Regions from separate parts of the Homo sapiens genome. Here regions 1, 2 and 4 are each linked to region 3. Evidence: read pairs that join two places in POLR2A ChIA-PET (ENCODE). Cell type or tissue: PC-9. All regions are shown on one strand. Region 1 overlaps NT5C3A (5'-nucleotidase, cytosolic IIIA). Region 2 has its middle 52 kb from the start of NT5C3A. Region 3 has its middle 14 kb from the start of KBTBD2. Region 4 overlaps FKBP9 (FKBP prolyl isomerase 9).

Region 1 (5,000 bases), 130 kb after region 3:
CTCTGAAGTATGGCTCTTTTTGGAACATACATTTTGAGTTTAAAGGGGAAAAAAGTCAGTATAAGTTGGTAAAAGAATGATCATCTTTCTCATGGTCTCATCAAATAAAAACAAAGAGTGATAAGAAATTTGATGGCCAACTTTAGGACCTTTTTTTTTTTTTTGGTAAGTATACCAACAATTCATGAATACTATGCAAATTTCAACTAAAGATCTTTCATTCTTGCCAGTCCTCACTAGCAATCTGACCAGAATTTATCTTTGTTCAAAGATAATCTCACATAAAGTGATACTGCAGTCCTTATACAAAAATTACTCTAAGGTCTTATCATTTAAAAAGTGTAAAGACTCAGGTGTAAAATGTCAGCATTCTGGCACTATTCTAAGGAAGACACTGAAAATTAGGGCAGAGTATTTTTAAACCAATAGGCTTGTAAACCTATACCTGGTATATAAAGTTCTGGCTTACTTTGCCAATGGTCATCTGTTGCAGATGCTTCAAGAGAAGAGTTGCTGGAAAAAACACATCAAGTGTAGAAGACGTGTTCAAAAATAGAAAATACTGCCCTTGATCTACGAACTCTCTTCAAAGGAAGTTTTAACATTTTAAGTCTTCAGAGTCTTTAAATGTGAACTGGAAAATGTGGAAACTGGAAAATAATTACTTTGTGTGCTTTTTGTATGAGATTAAGGTCTCTACTATAGCAGAGTTCTTTACAAGGAATATGTAGGACAAGTCTAAAGACTGAAGCAAGAGGTAAGAACTTCACTTAACACAAACTTGATAACTGAAAACTTTAGTTATCACAGTATTTCATTCTGATGATAGTTTACAAGTCAATTAATGAAAATTGATTGGTATGTCTACATGAAAAAAAATTACCTGATTTAAAGCAAGTCTTAAAGTACCTGAATGCAAACTGATTACTTTTAAAGGTCTACTTGACTCTGTCTTACAGGAAAGTGAAAAAGATTAAATTCATGAATATAGCTTTAAAAACTGTGACTGCTTTAATTGTGATACTCGCAGAAACATGTAAACTACATTGATAAGGTAATAAAATTGTGAATGCTAAACTGTGTATTACTCACATAAGAAAAGGCATATATTACCATAATATGGACACAGTATCCGCAACAGTACCAAACATCAATTTTTCCTATACTTTTTCAGTAACCTGTACTATTTGACTTTCTTAAGCTTGGGTTTTTTGTTTTTTTTTTTTTTTAATGTTACTGTCTTCGGGTGATTAGCACATGCAAAATCAAACTGTAACTTCATCTTTTCTGTATGGCTGTAATAATTTGGTGGGGCATTTAAATAATTCTTCCTAATTAGATTTTCAACTCAGCGGTGGGGAAAAAGAAACACACACGCTGCAAAGTGAAACTTTCTCAATACAGGCATAAAACAAAAATGAAACTAAATAGCAAAGAGTGGGAGGGGTAGAAGAGATATAGGAGGAAAGAGGAAAAAACAGATTTCAAAAGCTAGTTATTTAAAAATGGGCAATTTTAACCAATTTTCCCAAATGGTAAAGCAGCTACTGAGTCAGAATTTTGTGGATATTTATGCAAATAAACAATTTCAATGTTTAGAATTTATTCCTCTATCCTTCCCACATTCACTACCTCTAATATCTAATAGCATTTTTTCAAGATAAGTAAACCACATACAGCACATGGAAACTAAGTAATTTATACTGACAACCCTTAAGACACCCTGAGTTCTTCTGTCCTTGAATTTGTCCTAGGACAACAGCATAGGTGACAAGCACTACCCAGAGATGCCGGGCTTGGATGCAGGCTGCCAATAAAAACTAAGCAAACTGCTTTAAGAAATGATCTGCAGCATGATCTAACTTCTCTGATTTAAAGGAAAAAAAAACCTATAAAATATAGATAATTCAATTATTTAAATATAACTTAGCCATAATATTCTAGGCTTTTACTGTAATATAAATTTTTGAATCTTAATTTTCAATATATAATTTGTTATAAATCAGTAATCTAGCTTTTATCAATTCATAAAACATACCAGTGATAATCCCATTCTATAAAATCCTGGGTAAAGCTCACATGCACAAAATAAAAATTGATAATCTTTATTACTACCCATAATAACTGTTCCTAATCCTAGTAACACAAAGCTTGTGGCTGTCAGTAAAACTGAGTCACATAGCCAACTGAATGAACAACCAAATTGAATCTTAGAGTGTTTCCCCTCAACCTGGAAAGAGACTTCTGAAGGTACTTTGCTTTTTCTCAACATCTACAGGTGAAACAAGAAGCTCTTAAAATTAGAACATATAAAATGTAATTTCTGAGACCTAAGACTCTTCAAAGTTTTGCACATTCATTTCTTCACAAATTATAAAGAAGTTTTGCATTATACTGGAACATTATTTTATTTCCTAAGTTTGTATTTCAAAATGCCCAAAATTTCAGTAAGTTATAGAATCAAATAAGAATCACATAAAGTTAGACAAGAGAAACTCATTTACATGAACCGTACACACTTACCCTGAAGGTAACCGGACGAGCTACACCAGCAAAAGAAAATTCTTCCTGTCTGAGAAGTACTAATATAGCACAAGGTGCAACTGAGGGCGGTTCCAAAAGCCTTGACTAAGCCCTATGCAAAAACCTTGTGACGCACTGCTGCACAGTACTTTATATATGCTCTTGGTTACAGCCTCGCTAGCTCTGAGCTAGTCACAAGTCAATCTACATAACATTATCAATTGAAGTTATGTGACGATTAAAGAGAAGGTAAATCTGTACTATTAGAACTGGCAACTGGCTCTGGAAAGAAAAGAGGAACCTCTACACTAACACTTAAAAACATTCCTTTCCACCTGGTTTGTCAGTGGTTTGTCAGTGTACTTCTGATATGTGAACTTTTCTGTATATTCTATTTTAATACAAAGTTAAAAAGATTAGGTTGCTGTTGCCAGGGCTGGAGGAGGAGGATGGGGAATTATTGCTCAATGGATAGAGTTTCAGTTTTAGAAGATGAAAAGAGTTCTGGAGTGGACAGTGGTTATGGTTGCACGGTAGTGTAGATGTACTTAATGCCACCAAATGAAATGCTTAAAAATGGTTTAAATGGTACGATTTATATTATGTATATTTTACCACTATTAAAAAAAAGATTAGCTCACTTAAAGTCCATAAACAAAAAGACATGATATATGCAAATGTGGTCAAAAAACTGTTAATAGTCTTTATCAAAGGGCAGTGGGATTTAAAGTAATTTTTATATTTTCTTATACTTTTAATAAGACCAGCCATAAAATCTGAAAATAAAAATTAATTTCTGTTTTTAAAAATGGGGGGAAAAAGTTCCTGCCTGTTAAAAATAAGAGCAGTCCAACTGTCATGAAGAAAAAAAAATTTTTTTTTTTAAAAGAGAACTAGTCTTGCTTTTAACCTGAGTAGTAGGGTGGCAATATGCTAATACCATGTGTCAGGACCTGATAGATAAGTTATGCCATGGGCTGTGGGAACCTTTATCATTAGGGAACATGGCTACACTACACTTATGTAAATAAATTTTTATTATCGGCTTTCTCTCTACTGTCCTCAGAGAAATCTAGTCTAGTAATATTTCAGTAATCAAATTTTGTGAAGTATCGTTCTCTATTAAAAACAACATGAAAAAAATTTTAAATTGCTGTTAAAAATGGTGTTAAAAAACTATCCAGGCTGGGTGTGGTGGCTCATGCCTGTAATCCCTGCACTTTGGGAAGCCTAGGCGGGTGGATCACCTGAGGTCAGGAGTTCGAGACCAACCTGGCTAACATGATGAAACCCCATCTCTACCAAAAATACAAAAAATTAGCCGGGCCTGGTGGCAGGCACCTGTAATCCCAGCTACTCAGGGTAGGAGAATCACTTGAACCCAGGAGGCGGAGGTTGCAGTGAGCTGAGATTGCGCCACTGCACTCCAGCCCAGGCAACAAGAGCAAAACTGTCTCAAAAAAAACAAAAAACAAAAAAACCCCAAAAAAACAAAAAACAAAACTATCCAAATTTGTATCTACCAAACGTGAAACCTTTGACACTGCTATCTTATTTAAATAAAATAATAAAATTCATAATGAAACACTCCTCTAAGAGGACAGCCTATTATCTCTAATCAGTAATGAAGACTCAAGGGCCACAAAGGGCTCCATTTCTAAAATATTTCTGTATTATGTATGAAAATGATGACTTAAATGTACTTTAATATTATTAGAGTTGACAATGGTAAGAATTTAAAATACATCACTTTGAAAGATGATTCACAGATCACTTTCAACAACCAAGAATATTGAAATGATAGTTCTACAATCTTTTTGGAGTGCAATTTAGAAATACTATTAAAAGCATTAGAAATATACATTCCCTTTGACACATCAATTTTGTGTCTAGAAATTTTTCCTAAAGAAATTAGGCAGTACACAAAACTTTAGCTGCCAGGACGTATACTGCAAATTTGTTTTATAATTCTGGGAAACTTGAAACAACCTAAATGGCCAATATTCAAATGTTCACTAATACAGAAGAGGTGAATAAGCTGTGATACATACAGAAAATATAAAATTATACTGCTCTTAAAAATGATTATTATGAATAGCTAAAATGTATTGTGTTTACTATGTGCCAGATGCCTCTAAGCACTTGACATTCCTTGTCTCATATAATACTTATAAACAACCCTAGAAGGTATGTGCTAGTATTATTTTCAATTTACTGGTGGGCAAATTAAGCCTTATACTTGATAAGCGGCAGAAATGGATTCTAACTCAGTTCTCTCTAACTTCAGAATCCATGTTTCAGATCACTGCACAGTACTGCTCCATGAGCTGAGTATTTACAGACATATGGTCTACTACTGATTGAAAAAAGTTATAATATCTACAGCAAGAGTCCAATTTGAGAAGGAAAAATCTTTATACAAGTATAGGAAAGTTTAAAATAGAATACATAAGACAGTATTTGTAATGACATTAAGG
Region 2 (5,000 bases), 110 kb after region 3:
ATACTAAATAAGGGGCCAAGTACAGGGTAGAGATGCCACACAGCAATTTTTGTTTTTGTTTTCTAAATCAGTTCTCACCTGAGACAGCACTTTTTTTTTCTTTTTTTGAGACAAGGTTTGTCACCCAGGCCGGAGTACAATTGTGCGATCACAGCTCACTGCAGCCTTGACCTCCTGGGCTTAAGCAATCCTCCCATCTCAGCCTCCTGAGTAGCTGGGACCACAGGCAGGTGCCACCAAGCCCAGATATTTTTAATGTTTTTTGCCGAGATGGGATCTCACTATGTTGCCCAGGGTAGTCTCTTGAACTCTTGGCCTCAAGTGATCCTCCCACCTCTGTCTCCCAAAGTTTTGGGATTACAGGTGAGTCACTGTGCCTGGCCAGCCTCTGGACCTTCTGACAGGAACATTTATTGATAGGTACTATATTGTGACTACCTAACTCAGGATCTATACAGATTTTGACCCTACATATGAACTGGGTCATTGATACCTACTGTGGGATGAGAGTCTAATAGAACATGAACATGACATCTGAGTATGTTTGACACAACTAGGCCGCCTGCACATGTAAGCAGTATGCACCATTTTGTTAAAACCAGTGAGTTTTGATCTCTGATTATTTATGACTTTATAATTTTGTCCAAATACTTAAAAGATAGGAAAAAAATTCATTCTGGCAGGGAAATAGGTTTAACTGCAAGACTATACATAAACAGTGGACCCTGCCCCCATCTGTTACTTTACTATCTCAGGTTTCCAGGGACAAAGTTGCTTTTTTTGAAGACTTTTTCCCTTCACTCTCTCAGGGATCTGGAGTTTTTACTTAATAAGAATGCTGGGCTGGGTGTAGTAGCTCATGCCTGTAATCCCAGCACTTTGGGAGGCCAAGGTGGGAGGATCGCTTGAGCCCAGGAGTTTGAGACAATCCTGGGCAACACAGCTTATCTCTACAAAAAGTTTCAAAAAGTAGCCAGGCGTGGTGGTGCACACCTGTGGTCTGCTCGGGAGGCTGAGGTGGGTCACTTGAGCCTGGGAGGTTGAGGCTGCAGTAAGCCCCAATAGTGCTGCTGCACTCTAGCCTGGGCAGAGGGAGACCCCGCATCTCAAAAACAAAATAATATTCCTGATTATTTGTTGCTAGATGCAAATATAAAATATTTATGCTTATTAATAGTTTGTGTGTGGTTTCCATGCTTAATGTTGGAAATTCTGATTGGTCAGGCAATTTCTTCCAGCTTACACTGGCCATATTTAAATCTCATTTAAATGCAGACAACACCCACATTTATAGTTCCTGCTCAGATTTCTCCTTTGAGCTCTAGTCTGTCTATTTGGTATCTTCTCTTGTACGTCTCACAGGCATGTCAAACTTTGTATGTCCAAAACAGCATGTCTGTTCCCACTCCCTTGCCAACACCACCAAGCCTATTCCTCTCCATCTTCCCTGGCACCCATGTGTCCAAAGCAGACATCAGCGACCCCCTGCTCTCTCATCTCATCTTTACATATTTAAGCCAACAGCAAGTTTTGTCAATTCTGTCTCTAAGCTACTCCTGGAAATGACCCACTTCTCTCCAGTTCCACAGCCCCAGCCCCAAAAACCAACCATTATTTCTAGCTGGAACTGCTGTAATAGCCCCCAAACTGGTGTGCTTGGGTTTATCTGCCCTCGCTAGTCCCTGCCCCACGTGGCAGCAGTGATCCTGCCCCTCCTTTGCAAGGAGAGAAAAACCAAAGTTCTTATGATTTATAAAGCCCTCCATGATCTGGCACCCACCTACTTCCCGTTCAACGCCTGATGCCATTCTTCCCTTTGTTCATAATACTGTTAAACCAGTTCTCAGTTCTTCAAATGGCCTAAAACTTTCTCACTTGGGACCTTCCACACCCTGTTCCCTCTCCTAGGAATGTTTCTACCTCAACTCCTCACATGGCTAGGTCCTTATCCTTCAGACTTTGGCTTAAATATCACCTGAGAAGAGCTTCCTCTGACTACCATATCTAAAATAGATCTCTGTTGGCTGGGTGTGGTGGCTCACGCCTGTAATCCCAGCACTTTGGGAGGCCGAGGTGGGCAGATCACGAGGTCAGAAGATCGAGACCATCCTGGCTAACACCCCGTCTCTACTAAAAATACAAAAAATTAGCCGGGCGTGGTGGCGGGCGCCTGTAGTCCCAGCTACTCGGGAGGCTGAGGCAGGAGAATGGCGTGAACCCAGGAGGCGGAGCTTGCAGTGAGCCAAGATCACGCCATTGCACTCCAGCCTGGGCAACAGAGTGAGACTCCATCTCAAAAAAATAAAAAATAAATAAATAAATAAAGTAGGTCATTTGTGTTTTCTTCAGAGCATTTACCATATTCATAATTGCTACTCTTTCCTCCTGTTTGACCCACTAGGAATGGAAGCTACACGAGGGCAGGAAGCATGACTGATTTTTTTTTTTTTTTTTTTTTTTTTTGGGGCAGAGGGGACAGTTTCACTCTTGTTGCCCAGGCTGGAGTGCAATGGCACAATCTCAGCTCACTGCAACCTCCACCTCCCAGGTGCAAGCGATTCTCCTGCCTCAGTCTCCCAAGTAGCTGGGATTACAGGCGCACACCACCATGCCCAGCTAATTTTTGTATTTTTAGTAGAGATGGGGTTTCTCCATGTTGGTCAGGCTGGTCTCGAACCCCCGACCTCACGTGATCTGCCCGCCTCGGCCTCCCAAAGTGCTGGGATTTTACAGGCATGAGCCACCGCATCCAGCCCTGATTTAACTACTGTTTCCCTAGAACTCAGCACAACATAGAGACTTGTTGAGTAAGTGACTTTTCATTTAATCCTCATCTCTAGTTAATACTCCCCTTTACAGATAAAAAACTAAGGCTTGGAGAAGTTAGAAACTTATTGCAGATGACAGAATCACAGATTCAGATCCAGGTCTGACTATTTCAAAGCTGTGTCCCTTGCACCTTGATCACTTTTTATGTGTTAAACTGGTACTGAAACACCAGACTAAGTACAAAAAGCAGCATGACTGTTGACTCTCTGGGTAACTCTGGAGAAGTTTCAGGATAAGTTATTCAAGATTACATTGATCTTTTCCTTGCTGATTCTCCCTAGGGTATATCAAAGAGAAAACTGAACCTGAAGGCCGGTTAAACAGACCTTCGGTCATCTACCAAAATTTGGGTGACTATTAAATAGACCATGGAAGGTAGACTTCTCGTGAAATCACTCCAGAATGAGCTAGTATTACTGATGGTTGTTTTCATTTTTTTCCAGTTTTGTCAAAATTGTTAGCTCTAGCCCTCAAAATTACTTTATTTCATAAAGTAAAATTTAAAGTTGAATAAAACCACTGGCTAACGCTAGGCTCTTTGGAGAATATGGTAGTTACCATACACTACCAGTATTTGCTGGGGCTGCAAAAGATCATTCCATTTCATTGATTCAACAAAACACTGTACTGGGGGATATAACAGCTTATACATTTGTGGACGGATTCTACCTAACATTGAATACTTGGACTGTTTTAAATGCATACATAAATTTCAAATGCATACATAAAAGATGAGCATATCTACTTATGAATCTAGAAGCTATATCACCATCTTCACTTAATAGATGAGCAAACTGGGACACAGGCTCAATAATTTGTCCTGGTCACACTCTTAATGGCTATACTAAACTGGTCTGAAAACTGAACTCAAATACCAATATTTTAAATTTCAGTAGCATCAGGTGGCAGTGAGATGTGATAGGTTGATAAACATATCATGGAAGAAGCATGAGACTCAATTTATGGAATTGGTTAGAAGAGGCCTTAGAGAGTGCATGTTCTTATGGCATTCATTATATAGGGAGGTGACTGAACCTGTACTCTTAGTAAGGGGCTGAGCCATGACCAGAATGTAGATCATGACTTCAGTGTTCTTTAGATTTACAGCATGCAATATACTTACTCATGGAAGCATATTATAAACACCTTTGGGAAACAGCCAATATAAGCTCTGATTGCAATACAGGGGTAAAGAGCTATCATTGAATCAGATTCCCAACTGTTTTTTCTATGTGCAAAAGTCCTGCAGGTAATTCTGATACTCCCATGCCATGCTATCTGCTTTAATGCAAGAAGTTATTTTCAGTTTGATTTTAGAAACACTTAGGCAGGGTCTAGTCTGCCTTTTGCCATTGCATTTTTGTTTCATTGTTTATTTATTGAGATGAGGTCTTGCTCTGTCACCCAGGCTGGAGTACAGGGGCATGATCTCAGCTCACTGCAAGCATTGGCCCCCCGGGCTCTAGCAATCCTCCTACCTTAGCCTCCTGAGTACCTGGAACCACAGGTGCGCACCATCATGCCTGGCTAATTTTTTGTATTTTTAGTAGAGACTGAGTCCTGCCATGTTGCCCAGGCTGGTCTTGAACTCCGCCTTGGCCTCCCAGAATGCTGGGATTACAGATGTGAGCCACTGCACCTGGCCTCATTATTTTTATGCTTTTTTGAGATAAGTTCTTGCTCTGTTGACCAGCCTGGAGTGCAGTGGTGCAATCACAGCTCACTGCAGCCTCAACCTCCCCAGGCTCAGGTGATTCTCCCACCTCAGCCTCCTGTGTAGCTGGGACTACAGGTGCATCACCATGCCTGGCTAATTTTTTGTAGAGACTGGGGTCTCCCTATGTTGCCCAGGCTGATCTCAAACATCTAGGCTCAAGCGATCCACTCGCCTTGGCCTCCCAAAGTGCTGGGATTACAGGTGTGAGCCTCCGTGCCTGGCCTGCTTCATTGCTTATGATGATGAAAAGGAGTGGTGGGGGAGGATAAGGATGGGCATTCCCAGGACAAAAAGGTTTCCTAACATGTGACCTTGCCTTCCAGCCACATCTGACTGAACTAGAGACTGCTGCTCACACTGGATGGCCAGAATGAATCAGATCATGCTTTGTGTGTATCATAGCTCAGGTGCTTATATAAGCAAACCAATTAGGTGTTCATAGGATCTGGAATTA
Region 3 (5,000 bases):
TGACAGAAAAGTAGTCACAATAATATGAAAAAATGATATATAAATTCAGTGAAAACTAGAGAAATAAAAATCTGAAACTGTGAGTTATTTCTCAAGTAAATGAAGAGAATATCAAGAATCTTTCCCAGCACTTTTTTTTTTTTTTGACAGAGTCTCACTCCATCGCCCAGGCTGGAGTGCAGTGCCAGTGATCTCAGCTCACTGCAGCCTATGCCTCCCAAGTTCAAGAGATTTCTCCTGCCTCAGCCTTCCAAGCTGGGACCACAGGCACACGCCACCATGCCCGGCTAATTTTTTGTATTTTTAGTAGAGATGGAGGGGGTTCTTACCATGTTGCCCAGGCTGGTCTCAAACTCCTGAGTAAAGGCAATCCACCCACCTCGGCCTCCCAAAGTGCTAGGATTACAGGTATGAACCACCACATCCGGCCAGCACTTCTGATCTATAAATACAACTGTCCTCAACCAACAGTTTACTTCATTTATTGTAATACATTCATAATTCAAAGATGTGATTGCCACTGAAAAGTATTTTTCAGGGGAGGGGTTGGGAAGGGGAAAAAATTATTTTTCAAAGGAAGTTATTGGCTGGGTGAGGTGGCTGACACCTGTAATCTCAGCACTTTGGGAGGCCAAGGCAGGTGGACTGCCTGAGTTTGAGACCAGCCTGGGCAACATGGTGAAGCACCATCTCTACAAAAGACACAAAAAATTAGCCAGGCATAGTGTTGTGTGCCTGCAGTCCCAGCTACTCGGGAGGCTGGTGTGGGAGGATCATGGAGCCCAGGAGGTCAAGGCTGCAGTGAGTTGTGATTGTGCCACTGCACTCCAGCCTGGGTAACAGAGCGAGACTTAATCTCGAAAAAAAAAAAAAGTTATTTACTGTGAAGAGAGGCAGAATATGCCACACCAAAATATGCCACTTTAGTATAAGGATTATTTTGAGCTACTTGAAAAACAGCAGATGCAAGAAGGGCACCCTGATCTCTTTTCTTCCCGAAAACAGGAAATAAGAACTCCCACATGAAAGATGCCCTCCTTGTACGAGGAGAAAAGAAACATTCTTCAATGGGACATCATAGCTGAGAGAATTCAGTGGAAATGACCTTGTTAAAATAATTATTGTTTTGGCAGGTGCCTGTAACCCCAGCTACTCGAGAAGCTGAGGCAGGAGAATTGCTTCAACCTGGGAGTCGGAGGTTGCAGTGAGCCAAGATCGCGCCACTGCACTCCAGCCTGGGTGACAGAGCAAGACTCCATCTCGGAAAAAAAAAAAAAAAAAAACAAATATATATATATATATATATATATGTGTGTGTGTGTGTGTGTGTGTGTGTGTGTGTGTGTGTATATGTATATATATGTGTGTGTATATATATGTGTATATATGTATGTATATATGTGTATATATGTATGTATATATGTATGTGTATATATGTATGTATATATGTATGTGTATATATGTATGTATATATGTATGTGTATATATATGTATGTGTATATATATGTATGTATATATATATTGTAGCATCCACACATAATTTAGTCACTTTTCTACAACTGCCTCTCGTTATTCAACTTAATATAAAAGCATTTAGATTTCGCCACTTCTCTGGGTGCTCATTTCCTTATGAGGGCTCTAAATGATTCAGGGCAGGTGAGCCCCAAAATTGGGGCTTAACCCAGGAAGTTTCTTGGCTTCACCCAGCAAAGAATTCAAAAGTGAGCTGGCGGTGTTAGACAGCAACATTTATTGAAGCGGCGGTGCACAGCCGCAGAAGCACTGCTCCTTGTGGAGTGGGGCTATCCAGCAGGCTGTGTGCCCAGAGTAGCAGCTCAAAGGCAGGTCTGTAGTCATGTTCACATCTGCTTGTAATTATATGCAAATTAAGGGGTGAATTATGCGCAAGTTTCTAGGAAAAGTAATGCAGACGTTTCTAGGAAAACAACCCCGGTCGTAGGGTCGTTACCAGGAAAGGGGTGGCAACTTCTGGGTGTTGCCATGGCAATGGTAAACTCACATGGCACATTAGTGGGCGTGACTTATGGAAAGTAGTTTCCTCAATCTGGTCCCCTCTTTGAGCCTCGCCTTTGGAATCCCACCTCCTACCTCACCGTGTCATTTAAAACATATAAATTTGTATGCTTTTCTCTTTTTTTATTTATGGCAATTTATCAGGCTCAGCTAAAAACCCTCAGGGTAGAGGTAAACTTTTGCATCCCCTTTTCTGAAATAGAAAAACTGGCATTCGTATCAGATAGGTTCATTCTATCTGCGAGATGGTAATTTTTTTTTTTTTTTTTTTTTTTTTTTTTTTGAGGCGGAGTCTCGCTCTGTCGCCTAGGCTGGAGTGCAGTGGCGCGATCTTGACGCGCTGCAAGCTCCGCCTCCCGGGCTCACGCCATTCTCCTGCCTCAGCCTCCGGAGTAGCTGGTACTACAGGCGCCCGCCACCCCACCCGAAGAATTTTTTGTATTCTTAGCGGAGACGGGGTTTCACCGTGTTAGCCAGGATGGTCTCGATCTCCTGACCTCGTGATCCACCCGCCTCGGCCTCCCAAAGTGCTGGGATATATATTACCCGGGCGTGGTGGCGGGCGCCTGCAGTCCCAGCTACTCCAGAGGCTGAGGCAGGAGAATGGTGTGAACCCGGGAGATGGAGGTTGCAGTGAGCCGAGATCGCGCCACTGCACTCCAGCCTGGGCGACAGAAGGAGACTCCGTCTCAAAAAAAAAAAAAAAAAAAAAAAAGAATCTTGGATCTGATTTTGGGCTGGATGTTGTGCCTCATGCCTGTAATTGGGAGGCTGAGCTGGGCAGATGACTTGAGCCCACGAGTTGAAGACCAGCCTGGGCAACATGGTGAAACCTTATCTCTACAAAAAAACACAAAAGTTAGCTGGGTGTGGTGGTGCATGCCTGTGGTCCCAGCTACTCAGGAGGCTGAGGTGGGAGGATCACTTGAGCCCAGGGAGGTCGGGGCTGCGGTTACACCACTGCACTCCAGCCTGAGTGACACAGCGAGACTCTGTCTCAAAAAAAAAAAAAAAAAGAATCTTGGATCTGATGTTGATACACACGAAAAGGGTGAAAGCAAATGTTCCCCAAGACAGTACAGAGATGTAGAATAATTCTTAGACCTTAGGTTACTGTTAAAAGTTCCACCATGTATGGGTGGATCTTTCATGTGAAACTTTGAAAACTAATATGAAAGCCACTCATATAATGCAGTTCTATTGCTGAACATGAAATTCTATTAAAATTGAGATTTTTATGTCCTGAAGCTCTGGTTCTGATTGCTCACTCCGAACAAGTTTCCTTTAGTACACCTATTGGATATATTGCTTTACCTGGTTGAACATCTACATTAAAAAAATGTTTTACAGGCCAGGAGTGGTGGCTCACGCCTGTAATCCCAGCACTTTGGGAGGCCAAAGCCGGCGGATCACCTCAGGTCGAGAGTTTGAGACCAGCCTGATGAACATGGAGAAACCCTGTTTCTACTAAAATTACAAAAAAATTAGCTGGACTGGTGGCACATGCCTGTAATCCCAGCTACTGGGGAGGCTGAGGCAGGAGAATCACTTGAACCTGTGAGGTGGAGGTTGTGGTGAGCCGAGATCGTGCCATCGCTCTCTAGACTGGGAAACAAGAGCGAAACTCCGTCTCAAAAAAAAAAAAAAAAAACTGGAAGTTTAACAGGCGAAAGAAAAAGCTCTCTGCACAGAGAGGGGTCCCGGAGAAAATGGGTTGCTACTTCTGCAATGAAATGCAGAAGGTGTTTTTGTTTGTTTGTTTTTTGAGATGGAGTCTTGCCCTGTTGCTCAGGCTGGAGTGCAATGGTGCAATCTCAGCTCACTGCAACCTCTGCCTCCCGGATTCAAATGATTCTCCTGCCTCAGCCTCCCCAGTAGCTGGGATTACAGGTGCCTGCCACCACGCCCAGCTATTTTTTGTATTTTCAGTAGAGACGGGGTTTCATCATGTTGACCAGGCCGGTTTCCAACTCCTGACCTCGTGATACACCCGCCTCGGCCTCCCAGAGTGTTGGGATTACAGGTGTGAGCCACCGTGCCCGGCTGAAATGCAGAAGGTTCTATAGATGAGCTTGAGGAGGTGGTGTCTGATTTACATAGGGCATGAAAGATTGATCTGACCAGGTGTGTTATTTGCATAGCACACAAAGAAGCTGGCTGCCCCACCCTAATCTTTTATTATGCAGATGGATTTTCTACCTGGCTGGCACCATGTTGCCTGTTCCTTTACTGCACACATGGTGACAAAGAAAAGGGAAGATGGAGCCTCCATGTTGAACATGCCTGGGCCTCAATTAGCCCTTTTCTATTGGCACACCTGTGCAAGTGTCCAGCTTGCTTATCATGGATTACATGGGATTTTGTAAATTATCCCAGTGACTTCACTATTACAATGTCCCAGTTTAGAGGTGAGTACTGGAAGCTTAGCTCATCCAGTCAGAGAGCAAGTGGCACGAAAGAGTCTTGGTGTTGAGTATCCCTGCCACCCTCCAAGCCCTTGTGCTGGGCTGTTAAACAGCAGTCCCTTGACTCAGAGGCCGTTTCTGCCCTGCAGTGATCATAAAGACTAACTAAATTCAGGCAAAATGTCAAGATAAGGCCTTTAGCTTCATTATAAAATGGAAACTAAAGATACATTGATAGTAATTCTCTGTATAACTTATCTTGCATCTATTACATGAGATATTTCAGAAAATGTTTTGATTTCCGTTATTTCCTAGGAAACAAATTGCTGAGTTCCACCTGAAGGAAGACTTTACTAATGCCAATGTCATGTTAGGAAGATCTTTCTTCATTTCAACTAACAAAGCTCTGGTACACCAGTGAACAAGTTAAATAATGGGATATATAAAACCTTTTCAACTAGAAGTTTGTTTGTTTTTGAGACGAAGTCTCACTCTTTCACCCAAGCTGGAGTGCAGTGGTGTGATCTCAGCTCACTGCAACCTCCACCTCCCGGGTTCAAG
Region 4 (5,000 bases), 95 kb after region 3:
GTTAGAAGGGTCTGTAAGGTCCGTGGCTGCTGTCACTGCTCCTGCTGATGTTCATATTCCTGTCCGCTGATCCTGAGGCTGAGGAAAGGGGAAGTGGGTGTGGGGAATGAACAAAGGAATTCCTTCTCGGAGGCTCCAGGATCTGCTTCTCACGTGGGGCGGGGAGAGTCAGTCTCCCTGCCTCCTGCTTGTGTTTGAAGGACTCATAACATCCTGGCAGAGCACTCAGGAGCCACATGAGCCAGAGCTCCTTATCAGGAAGTGCATTTTGTACTCTGAGAGCCTCTGTATTACATGTAAATCTGCAGCAGAAGAGTAGCGGCTGGCGTCCCTGCTGGTGTCTTCCTGGTGTGAGCTTCAGAATACTGGGCTAATGGAAAGCTTGGCCAGCACCTGCCTATCTGGTCCCAGCTAGAGCCCCGTGTGGGCTGGGCCCCATTCATCAGGACTAAGGCAGCAGCTGCTGCCTAGAAGGGAGGAGAGGAGTGGGAGTGAGCCGGGGAGGGTGAAGCAGGCAGGAAGCTGCAGGCCGGCGGTGGATGGGGCCAGGAAGCATGCAGGGGGAGTGAGGACCGTGTTTGAGAGAAACACTGCCCAAGAGAGAAAGAAAGAAAATCACAGGACCCGAGGAAAAAGAATGAGTGGTGTGTTCAGAGATGACACATGACAACAAATTGTTTGCTTGGAGAATTTTCTTACGCTTGCGTGTTTAAACTGGCCTCAAGGAGGAAGAAGAAACATGCGTTCCTGGATGACTGAGTTCTGGAATATTCTGTCATAAGACTTTGCAACTGGAGTAGCCCCAGAGAAAGGCAGGCAGTGAGAGTTGGCTCCCTCCCCAAAGCCATCCCTGAGTTGGCTTTGTTTGGGGTTCCTCCCAGGTGGGAAAACACAAACCCTGTCTTGGTTTGCTGGTAATCAGCTGGAGGAGGGAAAGAAGTGGCTGCCCTGGGTCCAGGGGAGGTCGGGAAGCCTGAGAAGAGGATATGACCCAAAGGGGCACCCGTCCATGTTGTCCCCAGTGCTCATGGGCATCAAGGGGGGTCAGGGGGCTTTTCTCCTTGGAGTAAAGAACATCAACACTGTTTGCCTTTAGGAAGTGATAGGAATGGCATAGATTTTGGCGTAGATTTATTTTTAGTAGTGACCGAAGTGATAGAGCAAACTTTTTTTTAACTGGCTTCCTGAGGCCCATGGCCATCAAGGATAATTAAACTCTTGGTGGTCTTTTTTTTTTTTTTTTAGTCTTAGACTGCTACAGACATAAACACTTTACACCTCAAGGCCAAACATTTATTGAGCCCTTTGTACTTCCCCTCCACTGTGCCAAGCATAACATGTTATTTGCGATTTAAAACGTCCCTGTGAGATAGCTATATTTGTTGTCTCCGTTTCATAGATAAAGTAACAGAGATTACATTTCTCAGGGTTAAATTAAGTGGCAGAACCAGGAATCCATCTCAGGTCTTGCTGAATCCAAAAGCCAGGGTTTTTTGTCTTGTTTTTGTTTTTGAGACAGAGTCTCACTCTGTCTCACAGGCTGGAGTGCAGGGGCACGATCCTGGCTCACTGCAGCCTCCACCTCCTGGGCTCAAGCAAAAAGGACCCCATTCCACTATGCTTCTCCACTCTGGAACTTCCACAGTCTTGCCTGGATTTTCATGGCCTTGACAGTTTTGAAGATGACAGCCAGACATTTTTCAGCATGTGCCCCAATTTGTTTTTGTCTGATGTTTCCTCATGATTAGATAGGGATTTGCATTTCTTTGGTAGAAATATCCTAGAAGTGATGTGTTCTTCTCATGGGAACACTCTCAGTGCCAATGGGTTGGTGACCTAACATGAGGCTCTTCTGTTTCATTTTAGGTGGAATTTAGGCAAAACTTACAATATTGTTCTGGGATCTGGGCAAGTTGTGTTGGGGATGGACATGGGTCTCAGAGAGATGTGCGTTGGCGAGAAACGGACAGTGATCATTCCGCCTCACCTGGGCTATGGGGAAGCTGGCGTGGGTGAGTAAGCAACGCTATTCAAGGGTGTTGGGGGCCCGCTTACTATCTGAATTTTGTGCTTTTTGGGGTGCCATAGTTAGAATCACAGCATGCTTCTTACATGTAATACCCAAAGAGTGTGTGGTTTCTATTTTTAAAAAATTATTTAGTATTTTTGTTTGGAGACCCCTGTGAATTCAGTGAGCCACGTCAATGCTCCATTACCCTCTTGAGAAAGAACCAGTTTGAGTGAAATAAATCTTGGATCTTCAGACCCATGTGTGGGAGGTGTCCCCAGGGGAGCTGTCCGGGAGGTTTCTCTGGGGTCAGACTGAGCACGTCCTTCTGGAACTGTTTCCTGGGACAGGTGGAATGCTGTAGGCCGTTGCTTTTCACTTCTGAGCCTGTAGGCTGTCCAAGACAGTTTCCTTTGGGAGAGATTAGTTGCAAGTTCTTGAAATACTGGCTTTACCTCATCCTCACAGTGGTTATGTTTTACTCCATCATTTCAGCCACAATGTGTCCTCCACGTGGGGATTCAATAACTTTTTTTTTTTCAGCGACAGGGTCTCACTCTGTCACCCAGGCTGGAGTGCAGTGGCACCATCATGGCTAACTGCAGCCTTGAACTCCTGGGCTCAAGCAATCTGCCCACCTCAGTCTCCCGAGTAGCTGGGACTACAGGCATGCACCACCTCGCCTGGCTAATTTTTTATTTTTTAGAGACAGAGTCTCGCTATCTTTCCCATGCTGGTCTTAACTCCTGGGCTCAAGCGATGCTCCTGCTTAGGCCTCCCAAAGCACTGGGATTATCAGTGTGAGCCACTGTGCCTGGCCCCAGGAACCCCTTCTTTTCAGTGTTTTCACACTGCTGATATCTGGACATGGAGGAGATAGGAAGAGCTAACTGGTAACAATGATAGGCACTGTGGATTGATATTTTTTCCCCGTAAAAGAATTGTAAAGTACATTGTTCTTCCTACCAATCCCAGAAGAAACGCTTTAAAAATTGTTGTATATTCTGGCCGGGTGCGGTGGCTCATGCCTGTAATCCCAGCACTTTGGGATGCCGAGGTGGGCAGATCACGAGGTCAGGAGATGGAGACCATCCTGGTTAACAGGGTGAAACCCCGTCTCTACAAAAAATTAGCTGGGCATGGTGGCGGGCACCTATAATCCCAGCTACTTGGGAGGCTGAGGCAGGAGAATCGTGTGAACCCAGGAGGTGGAGCTTGCAGTGAGCCGAGATCGTGCCACTGTACTGCAGCCTGGCGACAGGGCAAGACTCCATCTCAGAAAAAAAAAAATTGTTGTATATTCTTTAAGACTTTTTCTGTGATATATTATTAATAATTATAATACATAGCATATTATATATAACATATAATCTAGATAAAATATAATAATTTGGAATAATACACATTACCTTTATATATTCCATACTTAGATAACTTCTTTGGACCTATACTGTATACACTATTCTTGAATTTGTGCTTACAGTCAAATCTTGGATCATCATCTTCAGGCATATTGTTCAGATTCTAAAAGTTCTGCTGTTAGATTTACTTAAAAGTTTTACCATTGTATTGTAGTCTCTACAAGCAGCTTTCAAACTTTTTTCCACAAGACACACAGTAAGAAATACATTTTATTTCCCAATCTGTATTCCACATAAACATACAAGTTACACATATACACATTTATTTATTTCTTTTTAATCAACACATCACAAATTTGCTTGTCCTGTTTGCACGGAGGTCATGCTATTCTTCTCAGTATGGTTCCAATTTTAGTATGTGTTGCTAAAGTGAGCATTACTTTTAGTTTTATATATAAAATTTAAACTCAAGTTTCATGACACAATACCTATCTTTTCTAGAGGTACAAAGTATTCTGTTCCTTTTTTTTTTTTGAGATGGAGTCTCACTCGGTCACCCAGGCTGAAGTGCAATGGCGCGATCTCGGCTCACTGCAATGTTTGCCTCCCTGGTTCAAGCAATTCTCATGCCTCAGCTTCCCGAGTAGCTGGGACTACAGGTGCCCACCACCACACCAGCTAATTTTTGTATTTTTTGTAGAGATGGAGTTTCACCATGTTGGCCAGGCTGGTCTTGAACTCCTAATCTCAAGTGATCCGCCCGAGTCGGCCTCCCAAAGTGCTGGAATTATAGGCGTGAGCCACCATGCCTGGCCTCTATTCTATTCCTTAATTTAAAAAATAACTAAACGCTGGTCACCACCCTCTAAACTGATTTCGTGAGTCATTAACGGGCCACTGCCTACAGTGAGAAAGTGACTAGCCTCTGCTCCGCTTTCTTGCTTTGGTCAGAAGTCCCACTCTGAGTGAGGCTGCTGGAGGTTGGGGTGGGTGCTGGTTGTTGGGCTTGACTGCTGCCTGCCGGCTGACACCGCCTCCCGCTCCTGTCACCTGGACAGATGGAGAAGTGCCCGGCAGTGCCGTATTAGTGTTTGACATTGAGCTGCTGGAGCTGGTGGCTGGCCTTCCTGAGGGGTACATGTTCATATGGAATGGTGAGGTGTCACCCAACCTCTTTGAAGAAATTGACAAGGATGGCAACGGAGAAGTCCTCCTGGAAGAGGTAACTAACTGGCCTCTGTAGGAAGGTGGGACCGAAGAGCTCAGGGAGCCTGGTAAGGCCGTGGGGCCGGTTCTGAAGGTAAGGACTTCTAAGGGTGAGGCCAGCTGGCTGGAGGGCTTGTGAGATGACCAGCACACTTGTGTGCCAAGCGCTTTTACACACACCCTCTCGATGGAAGCTCACCATTCCTCTCTGAAGAAACCGATTCCCTAAGAGGTGTAGGGCATGATTCCAGGGCATACAGTCTGCATTTAGTTCTCGTTACTGGGTGCTCAATGCCTGCCTGTATGTGCTGAGTGTATTCTCTGATTTGGCCCTCACAGCAGCTGTTTTTTAGAAGAAACTGCACAGAGAAGGTAAATGACTTGTCCAAGGTCACACATCTACTCAGTTGTTTGAGCCAGGACCA

The links. Peaks named below come from ENCODE experiments on the same cell type or tissue, not always from the same donor. Only the 100,000 strongest peaks of a DNase experiment are listed, where the experiment ranks them.
Region 1: POLR2A ChIA-PET joins it to region 3 with 16 read pairs; 11 of 35 experiments call an interaction of 5 or more read pairs at or near these places.
Region 2: POLR2A ChIA-PET joins it to region 3 with 10 read pairs; 4 of 35 experiments call an interaction of 5 or more read pairs at or near these places.
Region 4: POLR2A ChIA-PET joins it to region 3 with 26 read pairs; 3 of 35 experiments call an interaction of 5 or more read pairs at or near these places.

Annotation. Positions count from the first base shown.
Region 1 is chr7:33,038,349-33,043,348 of GRCh38, forward strand. All of the region lies in intron 1 of NT5C3A (5'-nucleotidase, cytosolic IIIA), which reads right to left. Among named protein-coding and RNA genes, the nearest start is that of NT5C3A, 22 kb to the right of the region's middle. RefSeq lists a silencer at 2,580-2,679. In PC-9, no CTCF peak of the experiment used is centred here; a DNase peak (open chromatin) is centred at 2,653; H3K4me3 peaks cover 417 bases; H3K27ac peaks cover 780 bases.
Region 2 is chr7:33,008,655-33,013,654 of GRCh38, forward strand. No RefSeq gene overlaps it. Among named protein-coding and RNA genes, the nearest start is that of NT5C3A, 52 kb to the right of the region's middle. In PC-9, no CTCF peak of the experiment used is centred here; no DNase peak of the experiment used is centred here.
Region 3 is chr7:32,903,520-32,908,519 of GRCh38, forward strand. No RefSeq gene overlaps it. Among named protein-coding and RNA genes, the nearest start is that of KBTBD2, 14 kb to the left of the region's middle. RefSeq lists enhancers at 2,032-2,533, 2,534-3,033. In PC-9, no CTCF peak of the experiment used is centred here; DNase peaks (open chromatin) are centred at 1,982 and 2,312; H3K4me3 peaks cover 1,768 bases; H3K27ac peaks cover 1,424 bases.
Region 4 is chr7:32,998,249-33,003,248 of GRCh38, forward strand. FKBP9 (FKBP prolyl isomerase 9) reads left to right here. Exons shown (of 10, transcript NM_007270.5): 8 at 1,867-2,012; 9 at 4,428-4,591. It also overlaps the pseudogene RNU6-388P. Among named protein-coding and RNA genes, the nearest start is that of FKBP9, 43 kb to the left of the region's middle. RefSeq lists an enhancer at 385-970. In PC-9, no CTCF peak of the experiment used is centred here; no DNase peak of the experiment used is centred here.